2 separate regions of the Mus musculus genome follow, and region 2 is linked to region 1. The links are chromatin loops, found by intact Hi-C in ENCODE. Cell type or tissue: heart. All regions are shown on one strand. Links, peaks and the distances in the headings refer to the core of each region. The heading gives the core; the rest is flanking DNA.

Region 1 (4,645 bases), core at 936-3,435:
CTAGGACAGACCAGCCAGTTGGAGTTATAGCTCTGTAGCAGCCACCTGACTTACTATCCACCCTTAACAGGGCCAGAGGTAGGTGTGTGATCCAAGGCATGCCACACAGGGGGTGACCAGCTGTATTTGTAATGAACCACTAGCAGCCCAGACCAATTCTCTCAGTGAAATTGGATGTCTGATCTAATTAAAAGTTGTTAGACTAGTGCAACAGGGTGGCACACACCTTTATTCCAAGCACTCAGGAGGCAGAGGCAGGTAGATCTCTGTGAGTTTCATGACAGCTAGAGGTAAATCCGTGTCTCAAGAAACCAAAAAGTTGTTAGGCCATGATGTGATTGAGAAGCCAAGCAAAATTGAAGGGGTTGGGCGGGGACGATGGGACAGACTATACCAAGATGGAAGGGAAGCTGGACAGCAAGAGACCACTGAGAAAGGATACAGTTTGGTGAAGAAAAGAAGATGATTCACCAGAGAGTCACCAATCATTATGGTTCTTATGAGAGAAAGTATTATAAAGCTCTGGATGGAAGATTTCCAATTTTTGCAATGAACCCACTTTTTCTTCAGGTCATTTAAGATTTCCTGAACCTGTAGAATTTAAATCTCATCAGCACTTAATGTGTCACCATGAAGACTAGGGATATGGAATGACAGAGTCACACTTCTGGCAAAAAAAACAAAAAAAAATTAAAAACTCATCAGCACTTAATGTGTCACCATGAAGACTAGGGATATGGAATGACAGAGTCACACTTCTGGCAAAAAAAAAAAAAAATTAAAAACTCATCAGCACTTAATATGTCACCATGAAGACTAGGGATATGGAATGACAGAGTCACACTTCTGGCAAAAAAAAAAAAATTAAAAACTAAAAGGGAAGCCCCACCCCTAGGATTGACTACTTTAACATTCCCATACAACCCACTGTGCATATACCCCACTATTACTAAACCTGATCTTGAACTAAAAAGCTAATGAGTTGTGGGTTTGGATTTTTATTACTCAAGTTTAATATGAAACCTAATGACTGAATTTTGGCATTCCTTACTCTATATGAAGTAGAAAATAACAGTATGTCATATGATTTAGAAAAGAACATGCTTTCACTTGCATTATGTAGTTTAAATGGTAACAGGTCACCTTACTATGATGACTACATCACAAGATCAACTGTAGGGACAAGGCTTGTAGAATACTAGATTATGGTTGCCAGGAAACATTCTTCACTTCTCTTGAACGTTCAAAAGCAGGACTGAGCCCAGATCGCGGTAGTCATTGTAGCTACCCAAAGATCTAAGCGCCCCACAAGTAAAACAGGTAAATCAACAATTACACCATAGACTACCAGTCTGCTTTGAAAAATTCTTCTCAGCGGGTGGTGAAAAGGCATGCCTTCTGCCAAGGCAGGACTGATAGGAGTTACACACCAGCCTTGGATATAAAGCTCTCCTCCTCAAAAAAAAAAAGCAAAAAAACAAAAGGGTTGAGAATGCGGTTCCATGATAGAATGCCTGCCTAGCATGCACAAGGCCAAGAGGTTCAACCTCCAGCACCGCCAGAAAGAAAAACACTCCCTATTTTTCTCTATTTGTAAGACATGTGTGTGTATATGTCAGCGTGATTTCTCTTAAGATTGGGTCTTTATAGCTCAGTCTGGCCTTAAACTCCTGATTCTCTTGTCTCCACTTCCCAGCTGCTGGGATTACAGGTGCCAGCCACCAAGGTCTGGAGCATGCTAAGCACGCACTCTATTACCGATGCATTTCCTTCTTTCCTGTTTTTAGGGGGTGTGTGGCGTGTGGTGTTTGCTGTCAGAATTTTAAAGTCCTTTTCCCCCTCGGATACACGGCCTCTGTGTGCAAAGTCACCAGAGTCCATTCACGTGCCGCTATTCTGATTACAGGATCTCGGGCACTGCACTCTCAGGTCGTGCAGAGGCCACAAGGACATTCCTTCATTAAACTGCAGCCTCGGGAACTGCCCGCCCGCCGCTCCCTGATGAGCTAGGAATCTCCTCCATCCCGAGAGCTGTGGACATCTAGGCATACAGGACGCACACTCGCTGCAGCACTAAGCCTCGGGCGTCCGTCCTGACCACGTGGCCGCCCCGCACCTCCTCCCTGCGCAATATGGCCTGCACTCGCGGCCGCCACCGCTACCTGCACTCCATGAACGATGTAGACCTTCTCGGCCTCGCTTAGCGCCACCGACGCCATGCTGCTCAGCTCACCGCGCGCGCTGGCGTGTCATCAGCTCGCGCCTCTCCCCACCGCGCCTGCGCGTCATCAGCCCGCGCGGTGGCCGCTCCCGCAGCCGCGGCTGCCGCCACCGCCTGGAGCTCCATGGGCTTCTCCTTCGCACCGCCCCGTGTGAGGCCGAGTCCGGCAAGCCGTGGCGCCGGGTGCCCGTGCCATCGCGGACGCTGGCGGCTGGGCCCCGGGGCAGCAGCAGGCGGCGCGGGACTGCTAGCTGCCTCCAGATTGACGGTCAGTGCAGTGGGGAAGCCCCAGAAGGAGGGAGGCGCGGGGCCCCAGCCGGGACTGGATGGGAAGCGCGCAACCCGAGCGCTCGGGCCGGAGTCGAAGTAGCCGAGCGCGCGCACGTGAGACACTTCAGGAAGGCGGAAGTCGTGCTGCCCATGAGGGACCATCTCCTCAACCCCCTCCTAGTTGGTCCCTAGGATGGCTGAAGGAAAGAGACCATGGATCCCTCATTAGGTCACTGGTCGGGAAGGGTCTGCACCAGGAATGGGGCGCCAGCTTCTCAATTTTCTCACCCCTCCTTCCATTCCAGGGATCGATCTCTGTCCTGTCTTCCCTCATCCTTTCCTCCCCTACTGCCCATCATCAGATAATGGCCCAGAGCTTTGCAAGTTACCCTTGCCCCGTGCGGTTGCTGGAGTATTGTCCCAAAGAGAGTAGGGAGAGTGTCTTGCACTTCGGGATGCCTGGATGGAAGGGATCTCCGGGGAAGATGGATAACTTCATGAAAGAAAACCGACCCTGGGAGGATATGGGACCTAGGTTATCCAGAAAGGATGCCTGCAAGGTGAAGCTGGGGTCATAGTGAGGGGCCCTTTAAGGAAGAGAGGGGATATGAACTAAGTTTTAAAGGGTCTCTCTGAGAAAATGAGGGGAGACTTGGTAGAGACTTACCTGGTGTTCTATTTTAAACAAAAGTAACCCTTCAGCTTAATCATCAAGAAATAAAAGGTGCTGGCCACCCTTTGCCTTTAATCCCAGCGTTTGGGAGACAGAGCTAGGCGGATCTCTGAATTCGAGGTCAGCCTGTTCTACACTGTGAGTTCAAGGACAGCCTGAGCCACATAGTGAGATCCTGTCTCAAAGACACTGCCCCCACTCGTCGAAAAAAGGCTTTTTTTCTCTTGTGCTAACTAAGTAAGTAAACAGAACACTAACCAGAGTCCTCCAGGGTAGAAGGGAAGGCTCTTGTGAGCATAGCCACAGAGCATGGTGATTAGAGTTGTCATAGTGGATTACTGACTACGCTGAGATTTCAACAGTAACAGGAAGTGCCTGGCTATATTCCTAGGTACTGAACTGTTAGCTGCTGAGCCCTCAAATGATAGCCTCTTCTTGATAGACTGGATATGAATTTCCTGCGTCCATACATAATACTTACTACAGGTGCTCCTGAGACGGCTTCCTGTAGGGTTGGACTTTGCCCTCTAGGGTAACTGGAAAAGGTGGAGCCAGACGGCTTTCTTCCTTTTTTGGAGGAACAGATGCCACACTTGATATAGCACCTAGACACCATCTCTGGTTGAACAACTAGATTCTGTGTGAGGAACTGGTGAAATAGCAAGGGACTCCTGCTAGTAGGGTATCTCGTGCTAGAGATGACTGGAAAGAGAGACCATTTGAATATATAGTGGGGTGGGGGTGGGGTAGGGTGAAGATTGAAAAGTCAGAAAAGATACTGGAAGAAAGTTTGACTTGAGTTTAACTACTATGAGCCATTTTCCTGGGAAAAAGTCTTTGGGCATATCTTTAAAAGTGTGTTAGTGGCAGAACAGTAGCATGTGCAAAGGCCCTAGGTTCCCTCCCCAGCACCACACGGGCATATCCTACCCCCGACAGCAGACAACAGGTTCTTTCTGAAGAAGGGTCAGTGTTATCTATTTGGTGACTGATTTTATGAGTAATATCTGGTATTAGGTTCAGAAGACTTCAAGAAACATAAACAGTGGAGTTTATATTCTCTGCTGGAACACTGCTGTCATCACTAGTTATTTTTCCTATGTGATGCTAGAGCATTTTCATCATATTCATTGAATGCATTAGATGTCCTTAAACCTCATAACTCATAGTTCTTATTTATTGAAGCTATTCAAAGAACATATTAGAACCAGAAAAATGAAATACCCAAGGATGGCACATTATATTGTGTTATACCAGTTTGCTTTTTCATTTCTCTTGGGGTTTTTGTTTGTTTCATGCTGTTTTGTTGTTGTGTCTTTTATAAAACCCAGGCTCTATTAACTTTCTATGACACTGTGTGATGCTTGTTGTATGCCAAGAACTTTACAAAGATTCAATTCTCAGAATAGCCTTATGAGGGCAATTTTACAGTTTAGGAAACAGGCACAAATAGCATAAGTGTCTGAGCAAAGTCACAGAGC
Region 2 (4,645 bases), core at 723-3,222, 310 kb after region 1:
TGTAGATCTAACAGCCTCTGTCCATTATTTTTGACAAGCACAGAAATTATCAAATAGAGGTCTTCAACACTGAGCTTTGGCCCCTTGGCACAATCTGTATTTGAAAGTAACTTATTTCAATTAACTTAACTTCACACTAACTTCACTTTAGTTATGGTTTCCCTTTGTAACTATCTTGGAATTTTTCTTTAGAAAAAAAAATTCTTCTCTCAAGTAATGATAAAACCATACCTAACTACCTTTCTTTTCTTTTCCTTTCTGTTTGTTTGTTTGTTTGTTTGTTTTTGGAGACAGGATATCACTTTGTAGACTTGGCTGGCATCCAACTCAGAGAGATCTACCTGCTTCTGCCTCTGGAGTACTGGGATTAAAAGCATGCACCCTCTCACCCAGAGACCAGGATTTAAAAAAAAAAAAATGCTTTTAGGCTTTCTACTTAGAGTAGGGAACCAAGTAAACAACCAGAGCAAAACCAGGAGACAGTATTAGACATATCAATGATAACAAGTTCCATTTGTTTGTTTTTGGAGACAAAGTTTCTCTGTGTAACACCCCTAGCTGTCCTGGACCTCATTCTGTAGACCATGCTGGCCTTGAACTCACAGAGATCCAACTGTCTCTGCCTCCTGTTGCCTCCCATTGCTGGGATTAATGACACTCCACCATCGCCTGGCTAGATAACAAATTCTTTAGCTTTCCTTTTGTATCTTGCTGGAGAGTTAAATCATAACTACAAACTCTACAGTTTCAAGAAGGATTCAGGCACTTCTGGCCCAGCCTGACCTAATATATACAGGCACTGGTGCTACTCCAAGGTCCAATTACACCCACTGAACCCTAAGATCTGGCACAAGAGAAAAAATTACGACAAAAACTCTTCGGACCTGCTGTTGCCCCCTCAAACCATTTTCATCTTATAGGTTAGTGTAGGGCATGTCTTCTGGGCCTTTCCATTATGAGGGATCAGGTTTTTCAGAGAGTACCCACTCTAGCACTGCAATTTCCCTGAGCTTAAAACTCCTTCATCAACACTAAGCCAAGGGATGGCAGGCATCTCCAGTTCCTTTTCAGTAGGCCATCTGTAGACAAATCTAACCAACCAACCAGCCAACCAAACTTTGACACCTTTTTAAAACTATATGAACTCCACATTAAATCTGGAATCTCCAATCGGTGGTCTCAAACTGATAAAATTCAGCCTGATCCTGTTTCCTTTTACCATTATCCTACAATCTTAAACCCATTCGCACACACACATTCCACAGATGTCTTGAATGAATTAGCACACTCCTTAAGCTCTTTAGTGGTGAAGTGCACTTGAGTAATCTACGCCTCAGACTCCCCTCTGAGAGTCTACTTAGCCATAAGTTTGATTACAGGTCTAGAGGTGAATGGACAGGTCCGCAACTTGGGGTGCAGCTCCTCCCAGGGCCCCACCAGCCTCAAGGCTCTCCCAGCAGCAGCCTAAACCCAGCTCCCATCTGACAGCCTCGCCTACGCCTCAGCACGCACAGGCCAAGGCCTGTGTGGCAAGTGTGGAGTCCCTGGGCAACTTTCGCTCTGCAGGGAGCTCCTGACAGGTCTGGCCCACTGTCTCAGAGGCCTGGGTTCGTGCTTGGACGCCCCGACACTTGGAGCCGGCAGGCCGCACGAACCATGCTCATTGGCTAAGGCGGACCGACCTTCCTCCTAGAACGCCTGCGCAAGGCCGGCAAGCGGCTCCCAGCCAGGACGTCGGCTCTCAGCGGCCTCCCACCCCGCTTCAAAGCGGTGTCCTTACCCCGCTATCTGCGGGTTTCCGAAGGCAGCTTCGGGAGACACAAGCCGGTTCTTCCGGCCGACTAGGTCTGAGGGAGAAAGATGATTGGCAGGCAGGTGGGAGGACGATAAGCAAAGGTAAAGGAGTAGCGGGAGGCAGGGGCGGGGCCAAAGCGCGCACGCGCAGCCCCTGGTGGGGAGGGGGGAAGGGGCGGAGCTATGCAAGGCGCTCTGGTGACGCAGTTCTTGCTGAGCAGCCGTTGGTAGTCTTGGTAGGCTTCCCAGATGCAGCTGAGTGTGAAAGATCCGGTTCCTCTGGCTTACATTTCCCACTTGACTTTTCCTCAATCTAATCTATTTGAGATAGTTTAATTATTTGGGACAGTGGCTCACACTGTAACCCACGCTGGCCTTGAACTTGCGGCAATTCTCCTGCTTCAGCCTCCTACGTGCTTTGATTACAGGCATGACACATCGCGACTCCTTACTAGGCTGTTTTTAAACGTTCAGTGTACTCAGCATGGGCTTTTTACTGCTTTATTGGACGTCTGTAACTGATCTCCAGACCTGCAAATGATGGAATATAAACTGCTTTTCGCTTTGCTACCTCTTGGCTTGGTCAACCAGCAAGAAGCCATCCCACCCCTTCTCTCAGATCTTCATTCTCCTGAAGACGACCTTGCGGCCCACATCGTGTCCTTTGTCTGCAGGAGCATAGTTTACAATTGCCCACCTGTCTCTGAGGCAGTGTGTGCGCCACATGTCACGCAAGCTTAAGAGTGCTGGGACTCAATTTTCCTGCCCTTGTGAGACTGTAGATTTAAGGACACTGCCTCTACCCATTTTGAGAACTCCTTTAAATACTTGTCCCATTTATTACCCTATTTAGGGCTTTTCCCCTCTAGACGACTTGAATTTGTGGCGTACAGTACTATTTAGAGTGAGGACTATGTTAAAGAGAATAGGCTACAGATACTGAAGGTGGTTTCTGAAGGAGTTTTTGTTTTTTGTTTTGAGACGGGATTTCTCCGTGTAGTCCTGTAGACAAGGCTGGCCTTGAAGAGAGATCTGCTGGCCTCTGCCTCCTGAGTGCTGGGATCAAAGGCATGGGCCACCACCACCTGACAACTTCTGAAGTTTTAACTTCTTAGTGTTTTGGGACAATCCTTGTTAGATATTTATATTTTGGCACATTTGTTTAAAATATTTTCATTAGCAATGTCCTTAGTCACATATTATCATAAAGCATACAGTACTGTGCTGCCAGGTCGACCAACAGATGAAAGTGTTTGCTATCAGACCCTCCAGCCTGACCACTGTGGTTTGATTACCGTAACTAGATGGAGGTGGAAGGAAAGAACAGATTCCAAAAACGCTGTCCTGCAAAAATCCACATGGATGTGTGCTCCTCCCACAACGTACACGTAATAGTCATATGAGACCCACTGAAAGGGAGCTGTTAGGAGGGTAACTTAGACATTTGGTGGGGTGCCCTGGATCTTTGTGTTTTCAGTCTGTGCTGCTGCTTTATGTTAACTTCACACATGCTAGAGTCCTTAGAGAAGAGGGAGCCGCGATGGAGAAAACACCTCTGGAGATCACACTGCAGGAAAGCATTTTCTTAGTGACTGATGTAAGAGGTCCCAGCCCACTGTGAGTGGTGCCATCCATGGGCTGGTGGTCCTGGGTTCTAGAAAACAACCCTGAGATTCCACCTCGCAACAGTCTGAATGGCTAAGATCAAAAATTCAGGTGACAGCAGATGCTGGGGAGGATGTGGAGAAAGAGGAACACTCCTCCACTGCTGGTGGGATTGCAAGCTGGTAGAACCACTCTAGAAATCAGTTTGGCTGTTCCTCAGAAAACTGGACATAGTACTACTGGAGGACCCAGCTATACCACTCCTGGGTATATACCTAGAAGATGCTCCAGCATGTAATAAGGATACATGCTCCACTATGTTCATAGCAGCCTTATTTATAATAGCCAGAAGCTGGAAAGAACCTAGATGTCCCTCAACAGAGGAATGGATACATTTGGTACATTTACATAATGGAATACTACTCAGCTATCAAAAACAATGAATTCATAAAATTCTTAGGCAAATTGATGGAACTAGAAAATATCCTGAGTGAGGTAACCCAATCACAAAAGAACACACATGATATACACTCACTGCTAAGTGGATATTAGCTCAGAAACTTAGAATACCAAGATACATTTTGCAAAACACATGAAACTCAAGGAAGACCAAAGTATGGATACTTCTGTCCTTCTTAGAAGGGGGAACAAAATACCCGTGGGAGGAGATACAGAGACAGAGTGTGGAGCAGAGACTAAAGGAATGACCATCCAGAGACTGCCCCACCTGGGGATCCATCCCACATACAACCACCAAACCCAGACAATATTGTGGATGCCAACAAATGCTTGCTGACAGGAGCCTGATATAGCTGTCTCCTGAGAGGCTCTGACAGTGCCTGCCAAATACAGAGGTGGTTCTCTCAGCCAACCATTGGATTGCGCACAAGGTCCCCAATGGAAGAGCTAGAGAAAGGACCTAAGGAGCTGAAAGAGCTTGTAAGCCCCATAGGAGGAATAACAATATGAACCAACCAGTACCCCCAGAGCTTCCAGGGACTAAACCACCAACCAGAGAGTATACATGGAGGGACTCATGGCTCTAGCTGCATATGTAGCAGAGGATGGCCTAGTTGGTCATCAATGGGAGGAGAGGCCCTTGGTCCTGAGAAGGCTCAATGCCCCATTGTAGGGGAATGCCAGGACAGGGAAGCAGGAGTGGGTGAGCTGGTGAGCAGGGGGAGTGGGTGTTATAAGGGTTTTTCAGAGGTGGAGCCAGGAAAGGGGATAACATCTGAAATGTAAA

What was found. A loop is a pair of places that touch in the nucleus more often than their neighbours do. Peaks named below come from ENCODE experiments on the same cell type or tissue, not always from the same donor. Only the 100,000 strongest peaks of a DNase experiment are listed, where the experiment ranks them.
Region 2: a loop joins it to region 1, with 2.8 times the contacts of the local background. A loop is called at or near these places in 1 of 42 quality-filtered maps.

What each region holds. Positions count from the first base shown.
Region 1 is chr9:123,110,840-123,115,484 of GRCm38, reverse strand. It overlaps Zdhhc3 (zinc finger, DHHC domain containing 3), which reads left to right and starts at 2,291. Exons shown (of 7, transcript NM_001372538.1): 1 at 2,291-2,489. It overlaps Exosc7 (exosome component 7), which reads right to left and starts at 2,254. Exons shown (of 8, transcript NM_001081188.1): 1 at 2,163-2,254. The coding sequence starts at 2,219. In heart, for the core only: CTCF peaks have their summits at 2,171 and 2,374; a DNase peak (open chromatin) is centred at 2,374; H3K4me3 peaks cover 2,416 bases; H3K27ac peaks cover 1,910 bases.
Region 2 is chr9:122,802,824-122,807,468 of GRCm38, reverse strand. Tcaim (T cell activation inhibitor, mitochondrial) reads right to left here and starts at 1,922. Exons shown (of 11, transcript NM_001013405.2): 1 at 1,781-1,922. In heart, for the core only: no CTCF peak of the experiment used is centred there; DNase peaks (open chromatin) are centred at 1,708 and 1,818; H3K4me3 peaks cover 1,670 bases; H3K27ac peaks cover 1,326 bases.